Regions from separate parts of the Mus musculus genome. Here region 2 is linked to region 1. Evidence: chromatin loops called from intact Hi-C (ENCODE). Cell type or tissue: heart. All regions are shown on one strand. Each heading gives the region's core, and the rest is flanking DNA. Links, peaks and the distances in the headings are about the cores only.

Region 1 (16,205 bases), core at 4,874-12,873:
ATACACACACACACACACTATATATTATATATATTATAGTGAAGAATTAAAAACATTAGTAAATGCTATAATTTACATTGGTGGCAAGTGCCATTCTCAGATCTCAGTTTTCAAAAAAAGTCAGTTAAGAACACAACCTTTGAAATGAGTAAAATCTAGGTTTGAGTCGTGATGACCTTGAATACTGTGCATATCTATATTTAAGCCATCAGATACGAGTCCACAGATGGAATAAATGGAGCAGAGCCCTGAATTCAAGGCAGCTCGGGATCTTAGATGTAGGAACTCTTATAGTACTTCAGGACATGTCCTGACCTGTTAACTAGGATCACAGTTCCCAGGAGCAGGACAGGGAAAGGTAAATGTTCATTACTGAGCCAGGCGGACTTATGCTGGCCTCGCTTTACCTGTTTCCTCAGCTATGTGAGTTCATTGCTTATCAGGATTCAGTGTAGACAGTACACAGCCTTTGAAGTATATGGTGACTTTTGTGGTAGTGGGTTTATATTGACCTGCTGTTACCATGTTAAAAGTATTCTTCATATTAAAGGTCTTGAGTGGTATTTTGGGAGGTTGATAGGTGTAGTATCCACTTTTTTGATATGAGCTGCTAATGAAATAGTCAAAGTTCCCATTTACTTGTAAGACTATGTTCTCATTCTTCTAACCTTTGAACTGCATGAACCTGGGGCTCAGAGATTAGTTTTGTGATGTTCATTTCTCTTCTCTCTACCTCCATGTTCCTCCATTTTCTATAAGTTCCCCCATGAAGATTCTGACTGTAGGAGACCAACTGAGGCACCGCAGTCCTTAGATATTAGTTGGGATGTGTCTTTGTCCAGTTTTTTTTTTTTTGAAAACTTTTTTATTAGATATTTTCTTCATTTACTGAACTGTAAAAGGCAGCAGTTCTTAATTTGTGGGTCAAAACCCCTAGCGGGGCATATATTAGATATCCTGCATATCAGCTGTTTACATTACCATTCATAACAGTAGCAAAACTATAGTTACAAAGTAGCAACAAAATAACTTTATAGGTAGGGGATATTACAACAGGGATGTTGATGTCTTCTTCTTGCTTCTGTGGGCACCTACACAAATGTGGACATTCAGACATATATATGTGAGTAAATAATAAAGTGTGTTTTTAAACCTTCAAAATGTTTCTCAAATGAATTTTCATTTTAGCTTCTCTGTAAAGGGAGGAGGAAGAGGTATAGTCAAACTATGTTTACCACACCTAGACTGGTGGCTCACACCTTTAATTCCAGCACTCTGAAAGCAGAGGCAGGCAGATCTCTGTGAGTTTACGGCCAGTCTGGTCAACATAGCAAGTTTCAGGCCAACCAGGAATACACAGTAAGACCCTCACTCCCAGTGTGTTACATCAGTAATTATGTGACATGCTCAATGGGATGACAGAGGGAAAATAACACTATTGTCTCCACAGGAAGCACCATTGAACAACTTGTTCAGACAGTAAAATGATGATTACCAGAGCCTAGGGCAAGGAGAAGCTGTTGATCAAAGGGTCTAAGGGTATAAAAATCACTTAGAAGGGACGAATAAGGTGGAGAGATGTGGTTAAGAGCACTGACTGCTTTGCCAGATGACAGATATAGGCAGCTCACAACCTCGGTAACTCCAGTTGCATGGATTCAGTGTCCTCTTTTAGCCTCCATGTGCATATATACATACACACACACACACACACACATATGTATGTATGTATATGTGTGTATATATGTATATGTGTGTGTGTGTGTGTGTGTGTGTGTATGCAGGCAAAACACCTGTATACATACAAATGACATGTTTTTCAAAGAAAGGAATAACAAGAGATTTATTATACAACATAGTGACTATAATTAGCAACATAGTTAATGTATTTGAAAATCTCAAGGAAAGTAGACTTTAAGTATTATATTCTTACCATGGGTAGTAAGATAATAATTATCTACTTTAGTCATTCTATAGTGTGTATGTGTGTGTGTGTGTGTGTGTGTGTGTGTGTGTGTATTTCAATTTTTATATATATTTCAGAATATTATATTGTACTTTATAAATATATTCAGTTTCTTATTCAGGTTTTTTTTGGTTGCTTGGTTGGTTTTGGTTTTTCAAAGTGGTTTCTCTGTGTAGCTCTAGCTGTTCTGGAACTCACCTCAAACTCAGAGATCCACCTGCCTCTGCCTTCACTAGTGCTGGGATTATAAGCATATGCAACCACAGACAGCTCCTTTCATAAATGGATGCCTGTTGCCACGAAGTTGTATTGATTATGTCTTACACTCCTGTCCACTGTTTTGTCCTCACTCCACCACCTCTCAGTAACTGTATCCTGCTCATATACAAAGCCATTCTTTAAGATTGTTGAAAATTAATGGTGTGGAGGAAATATCAGATTATTTCATAGCAGTTCTTAAAACAGTGAGACAATATCTGTTGAAGGATATTAATGTCCATAGAGAAATGCAAGGCATAAATGTAAGTTATTTTATTGTGTTGCTTCCATGTATTTTCCGTACAATTTAAAACATTGTTGTAGCCATTAACGATATAAACACATATATATGTTTCTGTTTGTACATGTATATGTGTGTGGTTGCTCCATCAAATTAACAGTTAGGCCTTGGTGCTTCTTTTTGTCATTTGGGCTCATAAATATTGGCCAGAGTAAAATTAAAAGTAAGTCTAGAACAGTGTCTTAGAATTAAGCAGTGTATCTTCAATTTTTAAAGCTTTGTATTTAAAGAGTTACATAGAGCCCCGCTTCCAGGAAGAGGTGTGTTCACTAGACTGTAGTACCAGTTTATATGATTATTGAGAAAGTCCCTTGTGTTCTCATCCTGTCCTTTCCAAAATATTTATAGATTCTTGGAGATCTACAATAATGCATACTAAAGATCCTTTCTTCCATTTCTTCACCATACAAATCCAGTATTCTCTCCAGACTGTCTTGGTGAGCCCATGGTTTTATCCTACACTTTCTGATTTGTGTCAGGTTTCTTGGAGTTTTATTGACTGAAATACCATCCACCGTTTTTGCTTGTCTCTTCTTCATGTCTTACATCAAATACTTTCACATCTTTTGGACCTTTCCCCAACTGATGTTAGACTATCAAAATAATCCCACCAAAGGTATAATTACTACTTCTACCAGTGACCTCTCACTAATCTTTTTTTCCAGCCAGAAGCTCCACACATGTTTTAGAAGCATCTGCATGAATCGCAGTGAACATCTGATGGTTCTTATGGTATTCTCCTCTGTATTAATCTTCAGCATGAGTCTATTTGTATGCTGAAGGGCCACAAAAAAATTAATTAAAATTGCAGCCAGCCTAATTTCAACAAATACACATTATTTAGAAACTTTGAACCTGTTTTATTCAAAATGAATTATTTATTTTGTTGTTGTTGAAGGGGTTTTTTGTTGTTTTGTTTTTGTTTTCTAAAGACAGGGTCTTTCTACATAGTTATGGTTGTCTTGGAACTCAATCTGTAAACCAGACTGGCTTCAAACTCAAAAATCCACCTACCTTTGCCTCCCCAGTGCTGGGATTAAAGGTGTGTGCCACCATGATTGACTTATTAGTAAAGAATTTAATAAACTTTTGACACTACTTTATCTTACTTTTATTACTGATCTAATAAACCAAATATATTTATTTCTCAGAAATAATTGATAATATTTGTTTCTAATCATAAAATTCATTTATATCAGACTTGTTATTTTTGTTATAGGTCTTAAGAGTCTACATTTGATCCTCTACTAATTAATCCATATTTTAACTTTCTACAGTCTAATCATTTTTCCAGTATAATTTCTAAAACAAACACACTGTTGAAGTATCTGTCCTCTAAGGATTGTATTCCAGTGGGACACTGAGTGAGTATGAACCTGTTGGTAAAGAACTAAATATGCAGTATAATGCCAGGTATTGACAATTCTACTAGCTTTTAGTTGCCAGAAAAATGGTTGATTTTTCAGAATGTCTGTGTGTAAGGGGAATTACTAGGCTACAGATTGCAAATAAGGGAAAAGAAAAAGCATTACTTGACTTGAGACTCAACTTCAAAGAATGCCTGTCCAGGACGTTCTTGCTTCTCAGGCTTGGAGCTGGATTTAGTTTATCATGAACTCTTGGGCTCTTGGTGTTTCTTTAGCTTATGAAATGCAGAAAACATACAAAAGAGAGTACGTACAGAACCTTTGCTGGTTTTGTTTTGTGTTGTGTTGGTTTTTTGAGTTGTGCCCCAAAACTTGCTTCATAGACCAGGTTGGCCTCAAACTCAGAGATCTGCCTCCCTCCACAGCCCAGGTGCTGGGATTAAAGGCGTGTGCAGGGCTTTGCATTTTTAACCCAATTTACCTTAATATATTTTATATTTGTCTTGGACTTTTGTAAAACTGAGCATGAATGTACTATAATCCTCCTGTTTATTCTCTAGTTTCCTTCTTCTGCCTCCCACAGAAAGCTCGCACAATGCAGAAGTGAGTGTGCTTTCTTTCTGTGTGTGTTTCAAAAGTAATAGCATCCTGTACAGCTTCAAGTGATGAAGTGCTTGGTTTCTAGTGTGCTGTTTCTCCCTTGGCCTTATCCTTTAACATCCGCTCATGCCTTCATACTCAGCACATACTCGTTCATCTTGAAGGACAAGCACATGCCAGGTGTCCTCCATGTGGTAGATTTTGAGGGTCTTTCCTTGTCGTTCCTGTTTCAGGTGCGTACCTCCCGAGCACTAAATGGGCTTTCTCTGGATGTGTCTGGTGTGACTGGTAGACTTATCAGAATTAGGAAGTTAGTGACACTTGTAGTCAACGTATTTCCTTAACCTTTTGTTTTTTGATGTGCTTTGCAGTTGTCTTTGTTTTCCTACCTGGGGTCTAAGCCATGAGAGTCAAATATGTCTCACAGTATGTCTCACTACTCATCAGACTTTTGTTTCCTTTCATTTTAGGATCCCATTTTCTTTCTTTTGTGTTTACTTGCTAGGTCAGGATAAACTCGTGGCATCTGATCCTGTTCACTGTAGTTTGTTGGTTGGTGGCTTTTCGCATCATCAGGGAGCCCAAGCCGCCCCTGTGTTCATTTCACACATTCCTGATAGTGTTTGAGTACTTGTATATTTTTTAACAAGCTGTTCTAGGTGCAGATTGTCCTTTGCCTTCCTAGGGCCTGAAATCATCCTGTTTTCCTAAGGATCTATTTTACCACCAAGAAATAATGTTTAGCAACCATGGTCTGTGCACTGGGTGACTATGGATTTTGCTGGAAGGCCCTTACAGTTTCCAAAGCAGGGAGAGGCCCTGATAGTCAATTTCAGACCTACTCTACATGCTATGTTCTTGTCTTCCTACTTCTTCTAGCTGTGTTCTCCAACAGGGTAGACCTTCAGTTCTTTGCTGCTTTATTATATAGGCAAATACATTACTTAAAAGTTAATACATGTATGTTTTCTGTAGAATATTTTTTGTCATAAGAGAAATGACTTTTGTTTTTACTTAGTATCACCATTATAACTAACTTCCACTCCTTTTCATTTCATGATCATATTTTACTGTAAAGAAGTGAGGAACCGTTATACTTTGATTGCTAGTAGTGTTTGATTACATTAATTAATGTTCGTGAGGCCTGCTTGCTCCTCTGCCGCACTACCAGTCGTGACAGAGAAGCATCACAGTACACCACCATCTTAGACAGCTATGTTTGGCATCGCTAACTCTGATTTGTGATTCGGCGATCTTGAGTATGCCGTGTTTAAGCCTTAGTTTCCTTACCTGTAAGAAGGAAGTAGTAGTAAATAAACAAGCTCATTGCCATCTATTAAATTGTATGTCTGTGTCTGTATCTGTATGTGTCACCACTGATAACTAATTTCTTAACATAGCAGTCAGTAAATTGAAAACATTATGAGAATATTAAAGCACTTATTCTCCTATCAGACAGACAACTCATTGCTAATTGGTTAGTCTGTGTAATTGATTGTTTAAGATTCAAGCACTTTCTTCTTCACTTTTGTGTAGCTTTGTGAGGTATTGGGCGTCAAACCCAAGGCCTGGTATTTGCTAAGCTCCTGCTCTACTATTAAGCCACACCCCTCTCCTGAAGCACTTTCAAGGGCAGGACATGGTATATTTTAGGCTAGTAAAGAATTTGCCATAAATGGTTAATATTTAAACATATATATGTATGTATGTGTAACATCTAAATATATATATATAATAGTAATAAATAATATGTAATACTTGTAAAGCATATGAATCTGTAAATTAGGAATCATGTTTTGTATGCAACAAAAGTGTGATGAATGCATGTGTTCTTTGCTGGCAGAATGTGCTTGGTCAGCCTGTTTTTAGCCTTCATGCTTACAACACAGAATGAAAACATTGGCTCTCCACAGCCAACCAAATATTTGTTTTGCTACTACTTACTCATTACTGTAGACTAAATAATTTTTCTTGCCTTCAGCAGCATAAATATAGTTTTAGTCCAGACTTTGGTCATCTCAGGCTTAATTTTATGTCTGCTCATGCAATGTCCCATGTGTGTTTCATAATAAAATTGTAAATATTTTATGTTCTATTGAACGGTGAATGAGTCATTGGGCTCAGGTATACAGAAATAATTCTAAAAGAAAAAGATAATGGTATCTGCTAAAGTAAAGAGGGAGCTGCTGTCACAAGATGTAGAACTACACTCTTCTAAAGGAAAAAGCAGAGCCCAAACTCTGAAATGTTTAAAGCAGGCTATCTTGTATACTTCTCAGTATAAACTGGAGATAGCTGTGGTAAAATCATCTATCAGTATGATGATACTTCTTGTTTAAAAGGTCGAGACAAAGAGCGAAGGATGAAATTGATGAATAAAACAACTGTTATACCATATCTCATGTGCTTTTATATGTCTTACTAAGAAAAAAACCCTAAATTTATAAAGTTTTAGGTTTGTATTCAAGTGAATATTATAAAGGAATTGAAGTTGTCAGAATTCTTAACAGAGAAAAAGTGTTTTGTGATTAACTTTTAGAGTGGCAAGCTGCTTGTCATTATACTATGCCATGAAGTATATCACATTTCAAAGTCAAGGGTGGGTAGGTAGTCCTCCCTCTATTGCTATTATCCTGTACAACTACCACTTTTTGTCTTTCCCTCTGCCCTCCTGAACCTTTGATCCTGTGTTTACTAAGCTGTCAATTTCCTCCTGGTCATAAATATTTGTTGCAGTTCTACATGACTTTCTTTGGCATATAGTTGTTCAGAACAAAATTTGTGATACATTTGATCTGAACCGTCACTGGGAGACATTAGGATTTCCTAACTCTAAACAACTGGAAGAAAACTGCTGCTGTAGCTACCAACTCACCTGGTCCATGCTATTTGCTGGCCTGCCCTCTGGCAGCTCCACTGCACAGCTCATGATGCTGGGCCAGCTCCTCTGCTTGGGCGTTGCATCTGCCCCATCGCCTACTTGCAGATGTCATTGTAGTGCTTCTTTCTCTCCTCAGTTTCTTTTGAAATCTGTCAGACTCTATCAGTGCTTTAAAAAACAAGCATTGGTGGATTTCTAAAACTCCAAGGCCCCTCCATGAGTCAACTGCACTCTGAGGATCTGTACCCTGCTATCTTACCATGATCTCATTTCCTTAGGTCTCCTGTGCAGCAGCCTTTTTGCAAACCAGAGCCTTAGGGAAGGCTCATTCCTTCCCTCTCAGGTCTTCCCTTCTCACAGCATCAACTTGTTTAGACTCACGTGCCCTTCCTGGCAAGTCCCAGCTGCCCTTCCCTAAGACACTCTTCTCTTTATTATCTGTCATGCTTTTATGTTATGTGTGTGACTTTTTTTTACCTTCTCCTCAAGATTTTTTTGTCTGCCTTCTTCATTGTTGTTTCTGAACACCTGTAACAATATCTTACCTTCTCTCAAAACCTTTGAAAAGTAAGTTGCATAAATGAATGTTTAACTAGAGTGACTCTAGGCAATTACAGTGTTTCCTTAGATACTTGGTATTCCATTGACTAAGACAAATCAGAATTAGATATAGCAAAGGAGAAGGTAGAATTATTATTACTCAGGCAGGCCCCTGCTTTTAACACATACCCATACTTTAAAAAAAGAACTTGACCCTTTTTAGTTCTTTCCCTTCATGTATCTGTGATAGAAAGAACTGTGGGGGAGCCAGAACAACTGAGGTTTACATAGAGGAGGGAGGTATGTCCAGAGAGGTCTACTGATCTCCCCAGTATCACCAGTCCCTGATGGGTCCTACATTGCCCAAGAATATATGCAACTATACATCAAAATCCAGTGCAAAAATATTTTGTAAAATACAGTAAAATCCTTTTGAGTCAAGAAACTAGGCCTTTCCCCCAGAAAAAAAAAAAAAAATGATTGGTTTATGTCTGTAACTTGAAAAGATATGAGCTGTGTATTTGAGGCTTTAATTTTTCTGTTTTGTGAACTAGATTCTTATATAATAACCAAGAAGTTATTTTCTAATCTTATTTACTAGCAACATATACTTTTTACAGAATTAAATGGAGACTATGTCTTTTGTGGCCAGCTCCCCCGATGTTTTTCCCACATCATCGTCTTCTCAGCCAGCAGTCACTGCTTTCACCACCCATTCAAGTAAAGGACACAGTTAAATACTCAAATCAAACTTAATGAAGGCATTATTTTGTGAGATCATAAATTGACTGATTAACATAAAAGCAATATGATTGCTACTTTTTTGGTTAGCTTATAGAAAGACAACAGATAGTTACAGCATGCTAAACTCCTTTACAGTCTGTGTGTGTGTGTGTGTGTGTGTGTGTGTGTGTGTGTGTAATTCCTTGTCTGATGCTTCAGAATGCATTCTGGGTTCTTAAGGCTCCTTTCAGTGTCTGTTAGGGACCTACTGATCATCGCACTATGGACAAAGAGATCCACAAGATTGGTGGGGAACAGTGATGGCCCCTCAGACTCACTATTCAGTGAAGAAAGCACAGTGGGCATCCTCTTGTACAAACATGAAGTCAGAGATTGGAACAGATGAAAGAGTTGGGTTCTACTCTGAGACTGAACGAAGACATGTGTGTTGGGAAAGAAAGAGGTTTATTGATGAAACTGTTTCCACTTGCCCTTAGTTAGCTTAATAAAACTGTCTTGGGTTAGACTTTTTTTCTGCAATTAGGCAAGCAATTTGATTTCCATCTGCTTTTTATATTTGCAGCATAAGCTGAATGTGGTTTCTGATTGGCATAGTAAGTGGTCAGGCCTGTCGCAGGCTAGGACTTAATTATTTTTGTCTCTGTTACTTAATCTGCCTGATGCAAAAAGACTGAGCAGCACCTTGCTCATCTCAGCTGCGGGCACACACCCAGGCAGCCATTTCTTTCTCTAAGACACAGTTTTCGTGTGCATATTTGAGTGACTTCTTGTACACACATTGGCCATTTATTCAACATTGTTAGAGTCTGGTTTTTTGTTTTTTGTTTTTTTTTAACTTAGAAATGTTTCTGGTATCTGCAGCAGTGATAGTGTTCCAACCTTGTTTCCATGTATCTTCTTGCTGCTGCTTCCTAAAAAGGAAACGTTCCCTCCAGCCAGCCTGTTCCACCTTGTTTCTCATCAGGAGGTTTGGCACAAGTCCAAGTTCTGTCAACACTGTTCCATCAGATAAATAGCTGTTGGTAACACAGACGATGAGGGCAGTGCATGCTAACCAACACCAATGAGCAGCCTAACAGCATTCCTACTACTCTGTCTTAGCCTGCATTGCATTGCTCGGCTGAAGGCCAGTCTAATTCACCTGAACCTTGTGCTGAGGGTCATTCTTGCCCCTGCAAGTAAGAGCATCTGTCTGATAACAGTGGAATCATTTGGATAAGAAATGCAGTCTCTTCTAGTTTTCCTTACAAAATGGTTAGTAAGCTTCTGTTCACGATCTTTACAGAAACGTCTTTGCAGTATGCTCCAAAGCGGAATCAGAACGCAGCAGCGTATCTCCAGGCTTATCATTTGTGCTCGTTCACTGTTAATAGAACTAGACCTTTCCCTTCAGAAGATGCTCTGTAACTGAATCCTGGCTCAGCAGTGATCTTCCAGAAAGCACAAAGCACTCCCTCCAGCTTCCCCCTGTACAAGAGAATTTAGTGTTACATATAAGGTCACAACTGTCATTAGATTTAGAAATCTAACATGATGTCCATTCTGAACATCAGACCACTGCACTGAATCACCTTCTGTGTTATATGATCAGTTTAGCTAAGTCTAATCAGAAAAGCCTTAGTAAAAATTCTTCCATCTCTAAAGCTATGGGCCTCATCAGGTCAGCCAAGTTTTCCTAGGTACAGTTTCCAGACATTCATTTTCTTAAATGCTTTTAATTTGTTAACAAAGTGTAAATTAGAGGGTAGAACTAAGTTTAATTATAGGCAGTAATTTACTGGTGGAACATGAAAGCAGTAGTTTGTCTCAGTCGTCTTTTGTTGTTGTTATTCAATGAAATGGCATAGGCCAGAAAATGCTAGAGTGTATCATATATAGTAAGGTAAATATTGTTTGTGACTTTTCAAAAATTTTTATTGTTAAACAATATAAAGTTGATATCTTTGCTGATAAAAAATAGTATGTCTGTAATTTTATAACACTTAACCTTATACTAGTTTTATATATTATATAGATACTAAATATATAAAAATATATTTGCCATATGCGTCTAGTCAAAAGAATTCAGATGCCACTGGGTTAGAATAAATGTGTAATAGCTCTGTGGTCAACCTAGAAGAATTTACAAGGCACTTCCCTCATCTCTGAAGGAGCTAGCCTCAGCTGGGCAAAACAGTTCTAACTCAAATGAAGTGAGTATCCTGTGACCTATGTCTTAAGATATGAACATCTAACATTCATCATTACACAGTACATTCTTAGTGAGCAGTGTTTTAAGAGCCAAATTTGGTTTGCATATGCACCAGAGGCATACAGATCAGGAGGGGTAAATGTCAAGGATTGTTCTCATTGGGCTAGGCAGAAAAGTATAAAGTCAGCAACAATCCAAAGAGACTTAATTCCATGCCAGGGGTGGGGGGAATACACACACACACACACACACACACACACACACCCCAGTTGTGTATAGTTCTTATGAAATGAGTTCAGGAATTTTTTTTTTTTTTCTGAGACAGGGTTTCTCTGTATAGCCCTGGCTGTCCTGGAACTCACTCTGTAGACCACTGGCCTCAAACTCAGAAATCTACTTGCCTCTGCCTCCCAAGTGCTGGGACTAAAGGCGTGCGCCACCACGCCCAGCCAGAAAATAATTTTATAACCAACTTCAGTTTGGGGTCAGGGACATTTTATTGGGAGAGATTTAAATATCTTACTTTCTAAGTCCATTGCTTTCTGAATGAATTAGATGTCTGAATTAGACTGTAAAATCCTTGGATATCCAGGGGCACATATGCTCTTCGTGTTTGTCTTTTGCATACTTCCCTGTAAGTTTCTAGCCAGAGCTGTATGTCCTACCATGGCCATGTCAGCCACACTGTTTCTGTTGGGCTATTTTAACAATCTGCTAACAGGTTGCCAACAGATTGCTGTTGCTGCCAGTTTATTCTGTGTGTGGCTTTTTTTAAACACAAACATGACCAGGTGTCAATCTCTTTCATAAAGTTCTTTAATGATATCTCATTTCCAAGTGGATGAAGCCCTTTCACCGAATACAAGCCTTACATGGCCTGTACTTTGACTCCCACACAGATCTCATCACTCGCCCAGGACCCTATGCTCCATAAAAAGTAAATTGTTTAACACACAAACCTATTTCATCGCTTGACCTTTGGCCTTATAGCTCTCTCTTCTTGGAAAGACATCTGTATTTAATGAATGCCAATATTCAAGATTTTATTTGAGATCGATCATTTCTCTAAAATGTCTTGCCTTATGCCTCCTAGTCACTAGTCTGTTGATACTCAAAATTTTCTGCATTTTAGAATCTCCTGGAGTTTCTAAAGTCCAGGGTGTAAGATCTAGTTGAACTCCACATGTTCTAAACTGAGATGCACTATAAATGTGATATATACGCCAGATTTTAAAATCTTAAAACCCAAACATCATTAGTAACTCATTAGTATCTCATTAGTAAGCTCATTAGTAACTCGTTAGTAAGCTTACTAGTAACTGTTTTAATTGTATGTTGATGTAATGTTTTTAATATTAGATAATTTTTAATTTTTATAATTAATTTCATCTACTTCATTTTATTTTTTTTAATGTACTCACTAGACTAGACTATTTTAAATTCCACTTGTGGCTTGCATTATAGTTCTATTGATAATGGTAATATAGAATAAATCATAGTTATACTGAATTACAGTCATACATCCATAACATCTCAGTCAGCAAAGGACCACTGTATTAGTCAGCATTCTCTAGGGTAAGAGAACATATAAAATGAATCAGTCTCTCTCTCTCTCTCTCTCACACACACACACACACACACACACACTCACTCATATTCACATACTCCTCTTTAATTCCTCCAAATCTACCTCCCTACCCTTTCCTAACTTTATGTCCTCTTTTTGTTTGTTGGTTATTTGTTTGGTTAAAAATATTTTTTAAAGTTTAATAAAAAATCTGCTAGACTCTTGTTTGTAATAATTCAGAATTTACAAATATTTGAAAAGAATGGCATCCTAATATTGAGGGGTTTTTTTGTTTCTTTTTTTGCAAATACTTTATTCTTCCATTCATGTAAGTCTTCACTTCTTTCAGCTTTTTTGAATAGTTTCATGTGTAGAGATATTTAGCTCACTTTAGAAATACATTAAAAGCTGGGCGTGGTGGCGCACGCCTTTAATCCCAGCACTTGGGAGGCAGAGGCAGGCGGATTTCTGAGTTCAAGGCCAGCCTGGTCTACAAAGGGATTTCCAGGACAGCCAGGGCTATACAAAGAAACCCTGTCTCAAAAAAAAAAAAAAAAAAAAAAAAAGAAAAAAAGAAAAAAGAAAGAAAGAAAGAAATACGTTAAACAATGCTATAAGTGATATTTTTATTTTAATTCCCTAATGTTTGCTGCTAATACCTGAAGGAAAAAAAACACTGAATTTTGTATACTAATGTTAACTCCTACCACCTTGCTAAGCCTGTTTAGTAGTACTAGTTAGTAACTTTTTTTTGTAGATTTCCTGAGGTTTGTTTTTTGCTTGAGTTTTCTACGTATGAAGATGATTTAGTTTTGTTTGTTCTGATATTGTTCTTGCATTATTGCTCTGGCTGGATTTAAGGGACAGAAGCAGTGAGAACACATATATGTGCTGGTTCCAAGTCTCACAAGGAAACATTCAGTCTTTGACTCTCAAATTCAGAGTCAGGTACTGAGAACCGGTAGATAGATGTGTTTCCTGAAGTGTGAGTGGAGCTTCTATATCTGCATAGCTTTTATATCAACTTAACCTTTGACTTAAAGGGAGTTCAGATATACACCTCCTGCTTCTTCTTCTTCTTCTTTTGTAAGAGTTTACATAAAATTATGTTATTTCTTGTATAAATAAGCATAATATTCTTTTTGCTTTTGTTTTCCATTTTATTTTCTTAGAGTTTTGATTTCAGTATTATGATAGCATTTATTAGACATTTTTATGAGAGATATGTCCCAATGACCAGCATGTCTGAGCAAAATCATTTAAATATCCATTAATATTTTATGATTTACTTTTAATTGTTTAAGAACTTTGAAAATTATTTTAGCCCATGATATGAATAAAGTTTATAGTTTAGCAGAGGAAGGAGACAAAGTTATCTGTTGAATAAAATTTATAGTTTATAGCCAGGGAAGGAGGCAGATTATCTATTCAGTCAGCATGGAGTAGCTCAGAAAGAGGGAAATAACCCAATTAAATCTAGCAGAGCTTCTAGATGGAGTAGTTCAACTAGAGCCAGCTCAGACCGAGACCAGCTGTTACACCTATAGATTAAACAGGTAGCTTATTTTATAAAGTTTTTAGAGGTGATTTACATACCATGTAACTCACCCATTGTAACGGTTTTTGAGCACAATCACTTTAGGACATGGTGTGACCCTTAGCTATTACCTGTTACAGCCTCAGTCTCCAGATCTAGGCAGTCACTAATCAACTTCCTATCTATAGATCTCTCTGTTCAGGTCATTATGAGTTATTTATTGCTGTGACAAGATATCAAGCAGGAACTTAATGAGGAGGAAGGGTTTATTTTGGCTTACTGTTTTGAATGGGGTGCGGTGGAGGGGTAAGAGGGCAGGTTATGGTTGTTTCATCCTAAATACAAGATATGCAGTGGAAGGATGTGGCATAGGGGAAATATTTACAATATGGCTAACCAGAAAGCAGAGAGTAGGAGAATGCCAGCAGTCAGAGACTTGTAGATTTTAATAAACTATTAATTATTAATATAATCCAGTCATTCCCCCCTCCCAATAACTGAGGCAGAGTCCTATGGATTATTTAATCAGCTCTTGTACAATTACTGGGGGATTACCCCTAAATCTATTTTTTCTATATACTGGACTTCTACTGCTGCATTACCAAGTACTTCCTGTTTGAATCTCACCTGGGTTACATCTGCTCTAGCATTCTGTCCTGGGGGTGCCTTTCACTCTGGCACATGCTCCTGATCCATCACATCAAATGAAGACCTCCTGTTCTCTCTTCCTCCTCCTTCATTCTCCTCCTCTTCCCCTTCTTCCTTGTGGTCCCTACCTGGGAAGCTGCCATCCTAGTAACTGAACTCAGTTTCTTCTATTCTCCACAGTAATTGGCTATAGCCACTTTTATTTAGCCAATAGTTTTAAATTGGGGAGCAAAGTCTACATAGTATCACTTGGTGTGTGTGTGAGGTTCTGCGAGTTGTAGGTAACCAGATCTTTAAAAGCAACTATTTAGCAAGTCCCTCCAGGAATCAGGTCTGTAGATGGTGCTACCCACATTCAGGATCCATATACTCTTCCTTAGTTAATCCTCTCTGGAAATGCCATCAAAGCCATACCAGAGGTTTGGCTCATCAGTGTCCTAAGTGGCTCTAAATCTCACCACAACAGGACATGTGATATATACTTTTTAAATTACTAGTTTCTTCTCAGCATGTTGTCATGGTCCATCCATATTATAGCATGTGTCAAAGCACTTCTTTCCCTTTTAGTAATCAAAGAATATTCTATTATATGCCTCTCTTATGTTTTGAATATCTGGTGATTGATAAACAGTTGGGCTCACAAGTAAATTAGACATGCTTTAGACAAAGAATACAACACTGCAGACACATGCAAATGAGAAAAAGCATAATACAGTTTCTCAAATCATGCATCTCAAACACAGGGTAGAAAGGGTTTGGTTTCTTCATTCAATCATCTGTAGTCTTCCTTCACTAGGATAATTTAAAGAACAGCCACAGGACACCTACATGCTCCTGGTTACCTAGGGAAGACTTACAGAGAAGTGCATATGTTGCACCTGTCATCTCTAGTTGTGTTTGGCAGTACATACAAGCACTGTATTGCTGTACCTTTTCCTTAGAAGCATCCTTACAGCTTGGACCCCCATCAGATAGCCCAAGCCAAGAACCAGCCACACTGCTTTTGATTTTTCCACTCTGGCTTACTTCTGCACATATTAGCCCAGCATCACTGGAGACTACAGGAGACGTAAATCAGCTATAGAAAAATGTAGAAAATTCTGCATATCATGCCTGCCTCAGAGCTCAGAGACATCCCTCATGCTTTATTCCTGTATTTATTGCTGTATGAGACATCTGCAGAAGAGTAATTGTGTTTATTTTCACTCATTTGGGTGTGGCTGCAGGGAAAATAATTTCAAAATTTACTCTACTTCTGCCAAAGATTTTGCTAGTCTGTGGCATGTGTTTTATAATTATGCTGGTTGAGTGTTGGGAAAGAAGAGAATAAACTTGGCTACTCATAAATATTTCTCAAGGTCGCCTTGCTTATTTTTTCTGTCATTCACATTGTTACTAATCTGTGTAACTTAACGATGTATTTACTCATGCCTTGAAGACAATATTAATGAGTAGTGTGATTCTCATCTGAAAAATAAGAAACAAACATTTGCAAGGCAAATCTGGAACCTCAGGAAGCTGCTAACCCCAAATATTCAATTTCACCCACTCATGTTATCCTTTTTACTCAGTGAAGGTGACTAAGCCAAAGATTTTTTAAACTAA
Region 2 (16,205 bases), core at 4,162-12,161, 62 kb after region 1:
AGCTCAGGTCTGACCTCATTCACAAAGGTTTCTGGAGAAAGTGTTGAAGTCAGAGCAGATTTTGAGGGCCAAGGCAATGGGAAAAGATTTTAGGAAGAAGTGGTAATTAAACTGGACTTTGATAGGACCAGGAAAGGAGGGGACAGAACCTTGTAGAAAAGTAACACGGACAAAAGTGAGGTGCAGCCTGCAGAACAGTGTGCTCCTTCAAAGACTCAGATGGAAGCAACACTTGGAAACTGTTTCGTCGTGCTGAAATTTGTATTTACAAACAAAGGCTGTTTCTGCCTTTCAAACCATTACCCAAATCATTTAGGTTTGTGTTCTGGAGTCCAAAGAATGACGAACTTAAATAATAACCAGGAGCTATTTAGTTGGGTTTCTTAAGAATTCTAATAGGGAAATGGGAAGTCCTCACAACATGCAAACAAGTTATGTTGTAACAAATTATGTGTATGTTCTCAAAGAGTAACAAGGTCATTCAAACCAAGAAGAAGGCTGGCTGAGGACACTAAATGCATTTTCCCACACTTCCAAGCTAAGCAAACAGGAGCAGATGTTAATCTTTAAGCAGTTTAACTGGCCCATGTGAGACAGGTCAGCACTGGATTACTATAACACAGTGTACTATCTGTACAAATACCTTGCCTCACCTTTTTAGTACTAACTAGCCCTTTTCTTTGTTAGAAAGTTGAAAGGGTGAACTGCTTGCCTGAAAATGAAGTTTATACAGTGGTTAATTGCTAAATAATTTGGTATTGAATTAAAACTATCAAGAAAATCAGTATCCTAGCCAAAGTGGTTTTTCCCGAGGTGATGGGAATCCCAGAAAATTGGACGTGTTCGCAGGCACTTATCAGCAGCATTTTTCTGGCCAAGCATTGCTGCATGATGAGGTACAGAGGCCAGTGAAACAGAGCCTCTGTTCTTCAGAGCACTGTGACCCAGAGAGGCAGGGTTGCACCACCCTGAAAATGGCTGGAGCTATGGACAAGACTCAGGGGCACCAGGAGAGGATCTCCTCGCTGCTGGAGAAAGCGGGCCAGGCCCAGCAGGAGCCAGGGTGGTGGCACAGCTAATGGGAGGCAGAGAGAGTGAAGTCTTGGAAATACAGAAGCAGCAAGGAGGTTGCAGGGAGTGGAGATTCTCCAGGAAGCTACAGAGAGTCTGGCATATCTGAAATGAAAGATGGGGATCGTGCAGAGCATGGTGTGGCAAACAAGAGCCAGACTAAAGAAGGGATATGAGAAATTGGGGGTCCTTTTGTATACAGTAGACCAAGGGCTTTAAACCAGAAGGGCTTTTACAGCTAGATTGGCTGTGTGTTTGCAGCAGGGTGTGGGGGGAAGCAGGGATAAATAAATAAATATAGACATAAGACAGAAAGAGGAAAGAAAGATAGAGAAAGAGAGACAGAGAGGGATCCATGGACCACAATGTAAACCTTAGTAATTTGACCCCTGACATAATCAGACACCCATGCTCATAAGAGTGGTCCTCGGCCCTGCTTCTGCCCCTCAGGTGCCTTCAGCTAAATATGGCCATAGCTAGGTCCTCATCTAAGTAGAACAAATAGGAGCTGGGACTGGAAAATACGTATTTAAGACAGTAACAGGATTCATAGTAGAAGTTGATTCTGTTTTTAAGCACTTTTCTCCCAAAGATGTACCCTTGTTGGTGGGGTGGGAGATGGGGGGGAAGGGTAGCACACGGATTGGGGGGAGTGGTGAAAGACGTTAAAAGCCAGTCTGGGGTGCCCACATGATCCTCCCTTTATAGCTACATTGTAATGTCTTGCACAGCAGAATAAGCAGTACCCATTGTAACTTCTTACCAGACCTAGCACAGAATAAGCAGTACCCATTGTAACTTCTTACTAGACCTAGTACAGAATAAGCAGTACCCATTGTAACTTCTTACTAGACCTAGTACAGAATAATCAGTACCTATTGTAACTTCTTACTAGACCTAGCACAGAATAAGCAGTACCCATTGTAACTTCTTACTAGACCTAGTACAGAATAATCAGTACCCATTGTAACTTCTTACTAGACCTAGTACAGAATAATCAGTACCCATTGTAACTTCTTACTAGACCTAGTACAGAATAATCAGTACCCATTGTAACTTCTTACTAGACCTAGCACAGAATAAGCAGTACCCATTGTAACTTCTTACTAGACCTAGTACAGACTTCACTTTTGACTGATTCCTGAGGTTAACAATCCGTCTCTGCAAATAAAAGCCTGTTACCTCTTCCATCTAGTCAACAGCGTACAGGTTCCTCTACCGTCTCACAAGTTGCCTGTGAGAGGGGACTGCTCGGCTGCGGGTGTAGCTCCATGTTAGAGTGTTTACCCAGCATGCACAGGCCTGGGTCAGCCTCTAGCTCTGCAAAGAGAAAGGAGTGGGATCCTGTCTTTCCTGCCTATCCATAGTGCAGACACCACCAGGTAACATGGAAACCTCTTTTCTTTGAGAGCACTCTCAGTGGGAGTTCTCGTTATTGCCTCAATGCTGTGTTAACATTCCAAACACATTTGCCTCATGTCTGTGTGTTCTCCCAGTTTGCTTCAGGAGACCAGAGCCCGGGTCATGCTTGACTTTTTGTCCTTGGTAACTAGCATTGGCCTCACTCATAAAAAGCCCTCAAATGTCTGTTGAGTAAATAATTGATTTTACCTCATTACCTTGTTTTCAAACTATAAATAAGGACTGGACTGTGCCCTTGGAATTGCTCAATTTGAAGAGCAGAGTAGGCACCAATAAGCTTCTACCCGTGTGTGAGTACCTTGTCATATGAATCCAATCTTGGGGTTGGAGAGATGGCTCATCAGTTAAGAACACTTGTTGCTGGATCCTCCGGTAGTACTATGTCCAATTTTCTGAGGAACCACCAAACAGATTTCCATAGTGGTTGTACCAGCTTGCAATCCCACCAGCAATGGAGAAGTGTTCCTCTTTCTCCACATCCTCACCAGCATCTGCTGTCACCGGAGTTTTTGATCTTAGCCATTCTGATTGGTGTGAGGTGGAATCTCAAGGTTGTTTTGATTTGCATTTCCCTGATGATTAAGGATGTTGAACATTTTTTAGGTGCTTCTCTGCCATTCGGTATTCCTCAGTTGAGAATTCTTTGTTTAACTCTGTACCCCATTTTTAATAGGGTTATTTGGCTTTCTGGAGTCCAACTTCTTGAGTTCTTTATATATATTGGATATTAGCCCCCTATCAGATTTAGGATTGGTAAAGATCTTTTCCCAATTTGTTGGTTGCTGTTTTGTCCTATTGAGAGTGTCCTTTGCCTTACAGAAGCTTTGCAGTTTTATGAGGTCCCATTTGTCAATTCTTGATCTTACGGCATAAGCCATTGTTGTTCTTTTCAGGAATTTTTCCCCTGTGCCCATATCTTCAAGGCTCTTCCCCACTTTCTCCTCTGTAAGTTTCAGTGTCTCTGGTTTTATGTGGAGTTCTTTGATTGTAATAAGGACACATGCTCCACTATGTTCATAGCAGCATTATTTATAATAGCAAGAAGCTGGAAAGAACCCAGATGTCCTTCAACAGAGGAATGGGTACAGAAAATGTGGTATATTTACACAATGGAGTACTACTCAGCTATTAAAAGCAATGAATTCGTGAAATTCTTAGACAAATGGATGGACCTGGAGGGTATCATCCTAAGTGAGGTAACCCAATCACAAAAGAACACACATGATATGCACTCACTGATACACGGATATTAGCCAGAAGCTCAGAATACCCAATATACAATTTGCTAAATACATGAAACTCAAGAAGAAGGAAGACCAAAGTGTGGATACTTCGATCCTTCTTAGAAGAGGGAACAAAATACCTATGGAAGGAGTTACAAAGTTTGGAGCAGAGACTGAAGGCATGACCATTCAGAAACTACCCCACCTGGGGATCCATCCTATAAACAAGCACCAAACCCAGACACTATTGCAGATGACAACAAGAGCTAGCTGACAGGAGTCTGATATAGTTGTCTCCTGTGAGGCTCTGCCAGTGTCTGACAAATACAGAAGTAGATGCTCACAGTCAACCACTAGACAGAGCACAGGGTCTTCAATGAAGGAGATAGAGAAAGTACCTAGGGAGCTGAAGGGGTTTGCAGCCCCCTAGGAGGAACAACAATATGAACTAACCAGTAACCCCAGAGCTCCCAGGGACTAAACCACCAATCAAAGAAGACACATGGAGAGATTCATGGCTCTAGCTGCATATGTAGCAGAGGATGGCCTAGTCGGTCATCAATGGGAGGAGAGGCCCTTGTCCTATGTAGCTTCTATGCTCCAGTATAGGGGAATGCCTGGGCCAGAAAGCAGGAGTGGGTAGGTTGGGGAGCAGGGGGGTGGCAGGGACTAGGAAAGGGGATAACGTTAGAAATATAAATGAAAAAATATCTAATTAAAAGAGAGAGAGAGAGAGAGAGAGAGAAGTCAGGCATTAGTAAGTTACATAAAATTCTGATTCCATTTGACTGATTTTTGTGACAGTGGAACAAAAGGTCAAGCAGTAAATGATAACATTTGAAACCTTAAAAAAAAAAAAAAAGAAAAGAACACTTGTTGTTCTTGCAGAAGACCTGTGTTGGGTTCCCAGCACCCACATATTGGTTTACAGTTACATAACTCCAGTTGCTAACACCCTCTTCTGACCTCCATGGGTACCAGACATCTAATGAGGTGATCATGTGGTTTTTTTTTTCTTTCAGTTTGTTTATATTGTAGATTATATTGACAGATTTCCATATATTGAACCAACAATAACTCCAGTTCCATGAGATCTGACTCCCTCTTCTGACCTTCATGGGAACCAGGCACACACATGATACACAGATGTACATGAAAGCAAAACATTTATATACACACACACAATAATAATAATAATAATTTTATTATTTTTATCATTATCAAATCTTTTTATTATTCATTTTTATTATTATTATCTAAAGGGTTGGCTTTTTTTTAGGAACCCCCTGTACTCTCTCTCTGAAGGAACAAAGCAAACTTAAATGGAGCCTTCACAGTCAGTATGAAAGTTAAAGTTTCTTAATCTTTGGCTCTGTGTTCTGTATGTTTAAAAGTAACCAGTGTGAAGTTTTTAATGACTAGTTCTGGGACCCCCTCCCATCCTAGAATTATTAAACTAGTGTCTCTGAAGATGACACCTGGTAGGAATGTTTTGGTTTTTTGAATAGCCAGCAGGTTTTCACATTCAGCCTGCATCTGATGTAAGAGTTCCAAAACTACTTAGGAAATACTGCTTGTAAAAAACAAAAATTCTGTTCCCTGAGCTCTACATTAAGAGGTGTGGGAGATGAAGAGCGGGAGGCATCTCCCACTGAAGTTTGTCAGGGTGTAAACTTGTGGTACCTGACAGAGTGCAGCATCAGAGCGACCGCTAGTGTGTATGCTGAGTTATGAAAGGTCATGAAAGTAGACTGGAGACTCTGCAGCCTGGTAGGTGTTTCAGGGCACTTATCATTAAAATAAAAGACAGCCCCTGCCCACAGAAGGTCAAGTGGTTGCATAGCAACCCTTGAGTACCAGGCTTGGCCAGTTCCAAAGGTCTAAAGGTTTCCTTCTCATTAAAAATTGCCATGATCAGCACTGGACATACAGCTGTGAACCAGGTACACTGTCTGAAAACCTGAGTCTCCTCACAGTTCAGTAAACAGACAATTAGAAAACAGTGAAAGCTGACGAGAGGAGCAAAGTACAGTCTCTGTGATAGGAAGCAACACATTGGAACATCACGTGCTTCTGCTGAACTATTTTAGTCTAATCCGACAGTAAGTCGTGCCCCAGTAGAGGTGTATGATAAGAGAAGTGAATAAGAAACACTATTTCAGAGCCTAGAAGGATTTGAGGAGGACTAATAGTTAAAATATGACAACAGTAAGTAGAATAGCAGAATGATTGAGTGTGTCGTGAGTGTGGCATAGTGACACATACATACCTGTAATCTGGCATCAGAAAGGTACCAGGACAGCCATTCAGAAAACAAAATAAATATGTTTATGTCAAGGAAAAATGTTTTTAAATTGGGGTGACTTGGAAATGAGAAGGAATAGTTCTGAAATCTTTTAACAAGAGAGCTGTTTACTTTCTCTCAGGATAAATCATTTCAGAACATTTTAATCAGAAATAAATTGCTAATGTTGGGATTGTGTACTGAGCCTAGAATCGGGTCTTCTGGCTTCTGCACAGATGTCACCGCCATCCCATAATCTGTCTTCCCAGTTATGTGAGAACTTTAATACTGTTAGCGAAGTCAGCAAAGAACACTTGATTACTTTTGTTTATGCTTTTGCTCAGTCCCACATCAAAGTAAAATTCCTTGTTTAATACCACTCAAGATAGGAAACCTCCATTTTCTGAAATGGAACCACCACCATCAGTGCTTTTATTTGAGAATCTGAGCCTATGCTGAAGATTGTGTTCATCAGAACTAAGTTTCTGTCTTTTCCTTCCAGTAAACAAGTTCTGAAATTCTCACATGTAAATGATTAGTGTATAATTAATTCCACAAGAATTCATTGCTCTGATTGGTCCAGTTTTATAACAGTCAACAAGTGGACAGGGCTGAGTTATTGGGATGTACAAAACTGAACTATAAGTTCTTAGTCTGCATGTGTGCCCTCACAGGAGTCTGAAGTGTGGGCATGCTTTCAATTCATACAACACGTGATTTATGGAGGCACAGAGGTCAGGAGTTTATTATACCCAAAATCATAATAACTATTCTGTTTTCCCTTTAAAAATGAAGTGACCAAAGCATGTTGAAAGATAAATGGGTGAACTGTTTTTTGCTGTTAAAGATTCAGTATTATTGTGGAGTAGCCAGCCATCCTAAGTGTTATGGTATTAAATCTGAAGTAGTCTGTAAGCTGAGAGCCCCTTCTTTCCTCTGGGTTTAAGATTGCTATTAATCAAAATGTTGGACCTGTGTAGTGCAGTGCGTATGAAACAAACAGTTGAAGCAGACGGCTCCTTTAATTTATGGCTTTCTGTGTTTTTCAGATTTGTGAGAGAAGGTTTCTTCCTGTAGACTTGGTTCTGTGGCTCACATGCCTAAATTTCATTTCTTATACCAGAGCCAACCAGGTCCAATAGTTGCAAGATTACCTCGTGGCATTGAAAGGAGGAAGGTACCTTTTTATGTTTTTAATTGACAACATCTGGAAAAGTCATTTTGAAACTTGGATAGTTTCTACTGGAAATAGGTGTTATTAAAAAATCTGTATTGGAGGGAGAATATGGGATCACTTTTTAAACAGAACAATGAATTTCGGTAAAGGTTAATTATCTAACTAGGTAGTGGGGTACGTGAAGCATCAACCTAGAACTCTTAAATGAAATTGTTTTGAGGGGCATGAGATTCCAGCATAAGCTTCCAGGTGTAAGCCGTTAAGGGCTCTCAGTGCAGGACTTGAGCTCCTGTCCTGTGTAAAGGGCCTTGAGCAGGACAGCCTTGCTGATAGATAGCTCCAATGCACTTGCTCCCCTTCCCTTCCAGTAACACACTCAGAATTCCTAGAGTGCCCTTTGCAAGGTGCATGGAAGAGACATCAGGAGTGTTGAAGAGGAGGCCTCTCTTCACACAGTGCATTACTGACATGAAAAATAGCTGTACTTTATTCACTGTCTCCCAAGGTCTTAGTTAGGGTTTCTATTGCTGTGACAAAGCACCATAACCAAAAAGTAAGTTGAGGAAGAAAGGGTTTATTATTTGTCGTATACCTCCACATCATCAAAGGAAGGAGGAGAGGAACTGAGCAGCTGATGCAGAGACCATGAGGGTTACTGTTTGGAGACTTGATCCTCGTGGCTTGTTAAGTATACTTTCTCATAGAACTCAGAACCACCAGCCTAGGGATGCACAATGGGCTGTCCCTCCCTTCCCCCACCAACCAAGAAAATGCCTACAGCCTGATCTTATGGAGACATTTTCTCAGTTGAGGTACCCTCCCTTCCTGTAACTCTCGACCGTATCACGTGTAGTTAAGACTGTCTAGCATACCACGTAAGGCAAGTCGCAGACATTATGTTAGTCTGGGACGAGAATTGCTTGGGGGTCAGCACCACCTTCAGAAGTAGAGGCTGTTGCTGTTCCCTGGCTTTCAGAAGCATGAGGTTGGTACTGGTAGTTGGCTTTCCCAGTGACACCAACTGTCACTGATCCAATAGACCTAGGTAAGTCATCATCAATTGGTTAGGTCCAGTTTGTGTTTCCAGCTGATCCTACTGGCTCCTTGTTTCCATGGCTATGGAAAAGTCAGCCCTTTTCAGTGAATTGGGCACTCTCAGAAGCTAATGCCTAAATGAACACCATAGGCTCTGGGAGAAGCCACATTCAAATCCAATGGTTGTAGGCTGCATTTTCCAATTGACAGTGCTTCCTGGAGCAATGAAACTGTTAGAAGTCAGCTTTCTCACACTGCCTGGCATAATCCTATGTTGCAATCAGTTATTAAATCAGAACAAGCAGTGCATTATTAATAATATATACCACTGTGAATGTGGTTTACCTCATTTAAATATGATGTTGGTCATCTGTGTGTCACTGACACAACATCGATGCAACCTTCCAAAGTAGAAGAGATGGAGGTGGTGGTGGCCATGTGCTACTGAATCTTCAGAATGACAGTATCTATAATGCTTTCTTTTCCTTACAAATCCCTTTGAGAATCTTCAAAATCTGAGCACAGACTTTCCCGTACAAATAAATGTCACTCTCCATCTCTGCAGCTGCAGGGAAAGAGCGACAGCTCCTGACAGGGCCAACTGCCCAAATCTCTGCTGATACAAATCAAAGGAAGCCTGTGTCATATGTGAGCTGAGGCAAGTCAGAGTGCTGGCATAGCAAGGGCTGTATGCAGGGTTGTATTCTGTCTGCTGTTGTGAAGGATGCACTAATATGCTGATTGGATTGTTTATTAAATAGCTAGTAGAAAATTCACATCACTTGTTTGTTAAACCGAATCTTTTTCTTTCCTATCTCACCAAGTTGCCCTGATGCCTAGTCTTTTGACCACCCCCTACCCCACCCCACCCTCCGTTTATCTCTGATGCCTCACAGTGGGGCACAGCTAATCACTGGCACAGTTCCCTGCTGCTAATGATAGCTAGCTTATGACCACTTAGGAATCAAGCACATGCTGATACTTTAAGACCAGTAAGCGTTTGTTAAAGTAGGAAGACAGGGTTGTGAGATTTGCTGTAGTCAACAGTAAGAGGAGAAAGTTAGTTCATGGAGTTATGCCAGAAATTTCATTCCTTTGTGCGTAGAAAAACTCAGCCCCTCCCAGAAGACAGCCACAATCCCACTTGAACACGACTCTCAATTACTTTTTAAACTTCTGTTTGTGGATGCAGACTTTTGTTCTGTTTGTCACTGCTTATTTGGTTTTCGTTAATTTGCTAACGGTGCTGGAACCCAGGGCTTTATGTCTGCAAGGCAAATGTTCTCCCGTGAGGCAAATGAGCTACACATCAGCCCTAATATTTAAAGATTGGATTTTGTTGCTGTTGTTGTTGTTGCTGCTGCTGTTGTTGTTGCTTTGTTTTGTTTTTGTTTTGTTTTTATAGAAACCCTTGCTCTTGACCCTTTAAACCACTAAAAACACAACCATCAGATAGGTCTGGTTATTAGCTGGCAGCTTGCTCCACTCCTGGCTTTCCATGATTGAGTGTACTGTTCAAAGAAAGAGGACCAAGTTCCAAATATGGATTTAGGAGACTCCAGGGTCGAGATCACAGCCTCCCACCAAGGGAGGAACTCAGAGTGAGCATGGGAGACTCCTGGAAAGGCAGAGCAGTACAGCAGACAGAGTCCAGGCCTGCTTTCCAGAGTTTGCTTTGTTTCTGTTACGCAGTTCTGGGGAGCCAAGCCCAAGACTTTGCTAGGCCAGCTCTGCCGCTGGGCAAAGCTCCTGGCCTCAGCTTCGTTCTGTGGGACTGCTCTCCAGGTGGGATGAGCGCTGCCTGGCTCCCTGTGCCACAGAGAGTGGGGTAGAGAGCTTCCATGGTGGGTCCCAGCCTGAATTAACCAGGCCATCTCTTCTCCCCCTTAGGATGTCACATGTGCTCCAGTTTGAAGACAAAACCAGAAAAGTGAAAGATGCAAGCATGCAGGACTCAGACACATTTGAAATCTATGATCCTCGGAACCCAGTGAACAAAAGGAGACGGGAAGAGAGCAAAAAGCTGTTGAGAGAGAAGAAGGAAAGGCGGTGAGAGCCAGAGCGGTGATGCCAGAGTGGTGGCCCCTGTGGGGTGTCCTGTCACAGCCATGTCTATGGAATCGCAGAGGCGGTGGGAAGGCTGTCAGAGCCTGTGTTCTGATTTTTCAGAAAACAGGTCTCTCCTTTTGTAAATCTGGAATGATGTAAGAAAATGCTTTTGGTTACTGATACATTTTTCCCTAATTGACCTTTTCTATTACTAAATCTGAAATAAAATCAGTTTCTTTCCAGTTTAAATGTTAACCATTTGCAGATTGCATTAGCATGTCTCTGCCTCTCTACCCTGAAATGGGTGAAGGAGTCTTGTTCAGTTGTTTTATAAGAGGTGCTCACAGAAAGAATAAGGGAAACTTCCCTGATACCTTAATGCAAAATCAAAATTATAAAATAAAATCATTGACATTGATGGGTTTTTTTGCATATAAGCATATAGGCCTCCCGCTTTATTTCATGAGGAGCCCATAGGCAGGTTACTCTTCACTCTGTCCAGCCTACTGCTGGATGCTCTGGCTGCTTCAGGACAGTAGCACTAGATGCATATTCACCAAACCCACAGCCTACCGCTGCGCAGCCTGCCACTCCCTGCCCTGGCTGCACGCCAGCACCAGGAGCACAGGGTGCACAGGACCTGCGCCACCAGTAGAACTCATCAAGAATCTAGCCTTTGACTCACTCATTCACATGGGGTATTTCTGTTACCTATATTTAGTCCTAAACTCTGCTAAAATTGTACAGCAGGCAGACTAACTTCAGTCACCTAATAAAACCTCACCAGCCACATCTTTTCAGAAGAAGTAATGAAGTCGGTTTCCTCTTCCTAAGGCACCGGTTCTTCGGTGTGATCCCAGGTGCAGCACTGGCAGCAGACACAGGATGGAGAAATGCTAGCCCCTGCCTTGCCCAGTCACCACCACTATCCTCTCCAAACTATCCCACGGCCAACAAGCTAGAACCCTAGACCTGTACACTAAAGAAATGTTCAGACATTGTTCAAAATGAGTATATGCTAACAACCATCAAAGCCTCATAGAGTCCAAACATGTCATTTCCTAGCCCACTGTGGGCTGTGTTATAAAGGTAAAGAGCACCTGACTCTGGACATCTGAAGGAGGGGTGTTTGCCTCGAGTGTGCCAGGCCCTGAACTAGATTCTCAGCATGGAAAAAAGCAAGTAAGCAGAACTATATTACTATTTCCTAAAAGGAACAAACAAAACCAGATATGTAAAATTTTAAGCATATAACAGACTATTTATATCACTATAGATATGCACATATGTAAAACAAATGCATATAAAAACATGAAAAACTAGTGGTCACCTCTGAGGATGAAAGAGAAATGCCCAGGGTTCACTTGAGTTTCAGTTAGAAAACAATACTCAGCACTCTACTTTACACTCAAGTGTGCCTGAAACCACCACAACCTTTGTCCTTTGCGACCGTGACTAAAACCTGAGGGGAGAAGGAAGACAGGACTCCCAGTATCCAGAAACTCCTCCTTTTGAATGAAGATGGAGAAAGTTTCAGAGAAAAGAGAGGTGTGGTAGAAGTGCTCTGGAGCGAGTCCGTCAGCTCAGAGTTGTGGAAGTTGAGGCAGGATTTGCTGACTGACTGCTCTTCTCCTGCGTCCTTTCTCCAGCAGACGACGTAAGTTTATAGCTGATGAAACCCCGTCCTATAGCGTGCACGTTTTCTTTACTCAGTTCTGCTGACAGCTAGGCGGAGTCCATCTTCGCAGACATTATGAAATGTCTGAGTCCATATGTGTTGAAACACCATCTCTGCCATTATTCGTCTGATGTGGCCACTTCACCAATTCATATAAGCCCAGTAGAACTTCCTAGTGCTGTCTGCAGGGACCAGAGAACAATTTCAGTTTTTAGAAGACAGTTTATGTTTTCTTTTATTTTTGAAATTATAATTTAATTGTATCATTTGCTCCTTTCTTTTTCTCCCTTCACACCCTCCTATACTCTCCTTCTGTACTCTCCTGTATATGTCTCTGTGTATATATACTTCTGCATATATATATATATATATATGTATATATATATATACACTTGTATATTTCTAATCATAACTTGCTTGGTCTGTATAATATCGTTTGTATATTTGTTTTTGGAGCCAACCATTTGGTATTGGATTACCAATTGGTGTGTTCTTTCCTGGAGAAGACAATTTCTTCTACTCTGAGCATTTGTTAGTTTTTTGTGTCTGGTAGAGGCCTTTGGGCCCACCCCCACCCACATTAGCATATCTAGTGTTACTGTCCTTTAAAGCTCCTATTTAGTCAGTCATATTGATGTGATTTTGTCACTGTAGTGTCTGACATGACTAGGCGACACAACCTTGCATAAAACTCTCTGGTTATCTAGTCCTTAGAATCTTTCTGCCTCCTCTTTTGCAGTGTTCCCCAAGCCTTAAGTGTGGGAGTTGTTTTGTAGATGTATCCATTGGGACTGGCCCCACAACTCTGTATTTTTATTGGCTATGATTTTCTGTAATAATCTCCGTCAGTTGCAGAGAGGATATCCTCTGCATGAGTTGAGGACTACACTTTATCGGTGGGTAGAAGGACAAATATTTACAATGCAGTTGGGAATAATGCTATTTTAATAAAGTGATGGTTGTAGATTTTCCTCCAAGACCCATGGCATCACTAGCCCTAGGTAGCTGGCTAGGTCTCCAGTACTAGGCATGGTTTCCCTCTTGTTGAGTGGGTCTTAGGTCCAGTTAGAGAGCTATTGGTTACCTCAAAGGTATGTGAGCCACTACAGCACCCTTAGATGCTGGTTTTGTAGTACATGGGTACCAGACCTGGGTAGGATTTCTGGTTGCTTCCCTCCTTTGGAAGCTTGCATGCCTTCTGATACCCTGAAAGAAAGATAGTTGAATGACAAAATTAAGATCTTAGTTTAGCTAAATGTTCATCTTATTTTAACTGCAAAAAAACCAGAAGGTTCTGAAATATAGTAGTAACTAGAATGTTGTGGGATTTCACCATTACAAATTTCACTAAAGTTAACTAAATATGTAATTTCCAAAAAGAATAAGAAACTAAGTTTGGCATTATTAAATATGTTTGCAGTCACAAGGAAATGTTTAGGCCAAGTAAATGAACTGTAGTAATAATAGTAGTAGTAGTAGTAGTAGTAATAGTAATAACTTAAAATGACTTAAAATGTGAAAGAATATTAAAAATAGCCTTTAAACTTCACTTCATTTTTATCTTTGGGCTTAGTTTTGGTCAGGGATATTATCCTGAGACAAGGCAGCCTGTCAGAGTTCTTGTACTTTGCAGTGACAACACTAGGAGAAAAACAATTGGCATTTTGTTCTCACTGTGGCAAGCCACGCCTTCTACTTTGGGTGAAGCTGGTGGCAGGTTGAGAGGTCAAGCCAGCCCTTGGGCTTTCCTTTCTCAGAGGGTTATTGAAGTTAATGCAGATCTGTCTGGGATTTTAATGTTATAAAAATGCACATCGTCAGTCACATGCCCGCAGGTTGATTTCCTCTAAGGCCACGTAGCCAGTAATACATCTGCCCATCTAAAAATGGGGACATCATAAAACAGGTCATTAAAATGTGTGAGGAGCCGAGTGGTTTGCTGCTGTTTTTAGAACTCATTCAGTGACAGACGGTGGGCATCCTTTTCAAACTGTCACTGCCTGGGTCTTGATAAGATCGTATGTGTGAGGTACATACCCCTGTCATGTTGTGTCAATATGGCCTATATGGAAAGGGCTAGATAGAAGCAGAATATGGCTGAAACATACTGCTTTATCTTAGTGATAACCAGAAAGACAGGGGACGTGTGAAGTGAGTTACACTGAGGGGCCTATCAGTGTGAACAATTCGTCTACCAGTGTCGATATGGAGACGTGTAGAGGGGTTACATTCTTCACTGCTGTTCAGAAGAGCAGGTCGGCTTTCGCCAGAGCTGTGACAGCTAGCAACCTCGCAGTTTGTCAGTGGCCCTCACTTCTGCTTACTGGAAAGCACGGTACATTTTCCTATCTTTGCTTCTTGTAGCTTTTAATGGAGAAACTCCACTGTAGAGAAATCCCTGCTAGATGAAGCTCCAACCCTAAGAAAAATGGTTAAGACATCAGGCCTTGCTAGGATGGTGTCAGAAGTACTGGGTCTGTAGAAAGAGTATTCAGTAACAGGACCACCATGGCTCCCCAACACCACACACTCCTCAGCAGACCCACAGGCCATGTCTTTGTCAGAGCTACTGCCTCCTCAGCCCCTGCCCCCAGGAGAGCTCTTGTCAGTGGTGTGGTGTTGAATGAGCTGAGAGAATGCAGCATCAGTCAGGCTGCCCAGCATCAGATGGCGAGCACTGAGGTAACCCTGATGTGTTAGTTCCTTTTGCCGTCCAGTTTCCTTTCTGGCTGATGCCTTCCTTCGTATGTGTGCTAGCTCTGACATCAGCACCACAGAGCTCACTGCTGTGAGCCCTTTCCTAGAGCCGCGATCCTCAGACATTCCTATTTCATGTGATAACCGTTTTATGATTGATTTGTGTCTTTTAGATTCTCTGTTGATGAAGTTGTCCGAAAGCCTTACTTTTTCTTGCTTTTTTTTTCCCCTCTCCTATTGAATTTCAGTTAATCTTTTGCTCACCTCAAAAGAGAACCAAATCTTACGGGGGTGGGGGAGGAGGCATTAGAACTAGAATGAGAGATAATGTACTAATTCATTCCTTAACTTAGAAGAGCAGCGTTGGCTTAGAGGACGGGGATTCCCACCAATGAACTACAGGCCGAAGCCTGGTCTCTCTGCATCTGCTGGAGTTATTCCCTGACGATGAGATCATGGCGCTCATTCACGTTACTGGATCAGCTAAACTCTCTTCTGGAGACTTTCTTCACAGCACCAGTTAAGAAAAAAAAGACATTTGTTGTCTTTTAGAAAACTATTATTTTCTCATCCTTATGATGCCAAATGTGATCATTAATGATGGACTGCTAGCTTTTTTAAAAAAAAAGAAAGAAAGAAATGGAGATAATTTTGAAATTAGGAAATACTGAACTGACTTTTATTTGTATTTTCCATGCTTGATGTAGGTTAAGACTATTGGGATAGTCAAATACTTCAATAAAAAAATAATATACCAGAAATGAAGTAGCCCACATATAAAAAATATATCATCTCACTTAAAAATGCATGCATTGTAGTTAGTTCCCAGCAGTAACAGTGAACTTATAATCTGTGAGCTTCCTTCTCTTTTTTCAGTGATATGGATAAAGCAGTGTTTAATTTTCATATTGAGGAAAATATTTTGTTTCGGGTAAGAGGCATGTATTGTTTTTCTTCTATTCTAGAATCTGATTGTAATACTGTATTATGGGTGCAAATGTGTTATGGATGATATTTCCCAATCAGCCAAAGACTTCAGCAAGTGATTTTTTAACTTACATGACTTGTAAGGTCTAAGTCCATTGCATAGGAAATCTCGTGTCTGTCAAACCTGGCACATCCAAAGTTGAACATAGCTGCTATTCCTAGCCTTGCCCCTCCAGCCCTGCTTCATGGCGGCTTTCCCATCTGTGCCTGGACAATGCCACCTTTTCAGTTGCTGGGGCCACATAACCTGAGCACCTGTCTTTACTTCCCACACTCAAGCTGTTCCAGTCTTCTGTTGGTCCTCCCTTCAACATACACCCAGAATATCACTGTCTCCCGATGCTGCCACCCATGTGACAAACCATCCATTTTCACATGGGCTACGAAGAGAGAGCTGAATCTAGACTCCTCGCCTTCTCCAACCTCCTTGTAATGTTTCGTCATGGCAGTGAGTGGAAGTTTTACTTAAACCCTATGTAATTCAGAGTAAAAATTGAAGCCCTTACAATGGTATCTGAGGCTCTGTGGCGTTGCCATGCTGTGCTTCTCAGTCTCCCTGACTGCCTCTCCCATCACCCTCCC

Evidence for each region. Hi-C counts contacts between places; a loop is a spot of excess contacts. Peaks named below come from ENCODE experiments on the same cell type or tissue, not always from the same donor. Only the 100,000 strongest peaks of a DNase experiment are listed, where the experiment ranks them.
Region 2: it touches region 1 in a loop (2.4-fold over the local background); 4 of 42 quality-filtered maps call a loop at or near these places.

What each region holds. Positions count from the first base shown.
Region 1 is chr13:104,688,281-104,704,485 of GRCm38, reverse strand. The region is part of intron 11 of Cwc27 (CWC27 spliceosome-associated protein); the gene reads left to right. Among named protein-coding and RNA genes, the nearest start is that of Cwc27, 120 kb to the left of the region's middle. In heart, for the core only: no CTCF peak of the experiment used is centred there; a DNase peak (open chromatin) is centred at 9,665; H3K27ac peaks cover 4,477 bases.
Region 2 is chr13:104,625,636-104,641,840 of GRCm38, reverse strand. It overlaps Cwc27 (CWC27 spliceosome-associated protein), which reads left to right. Exons shown (of 14, transcript NM_026072.1): 14 at 10,103-10,514. The coding sequence ends at 10,265. Among named protein-coding and RNA genes, the nearest start is that of Cwc27, 180 kb to the left of the region's middle. In heart, for the core only: a CTCF peak has its summit at 5,409; a DNase peak (open chromatin) is centred at 9,130; H3K27ac peaks cover 5,994 bases.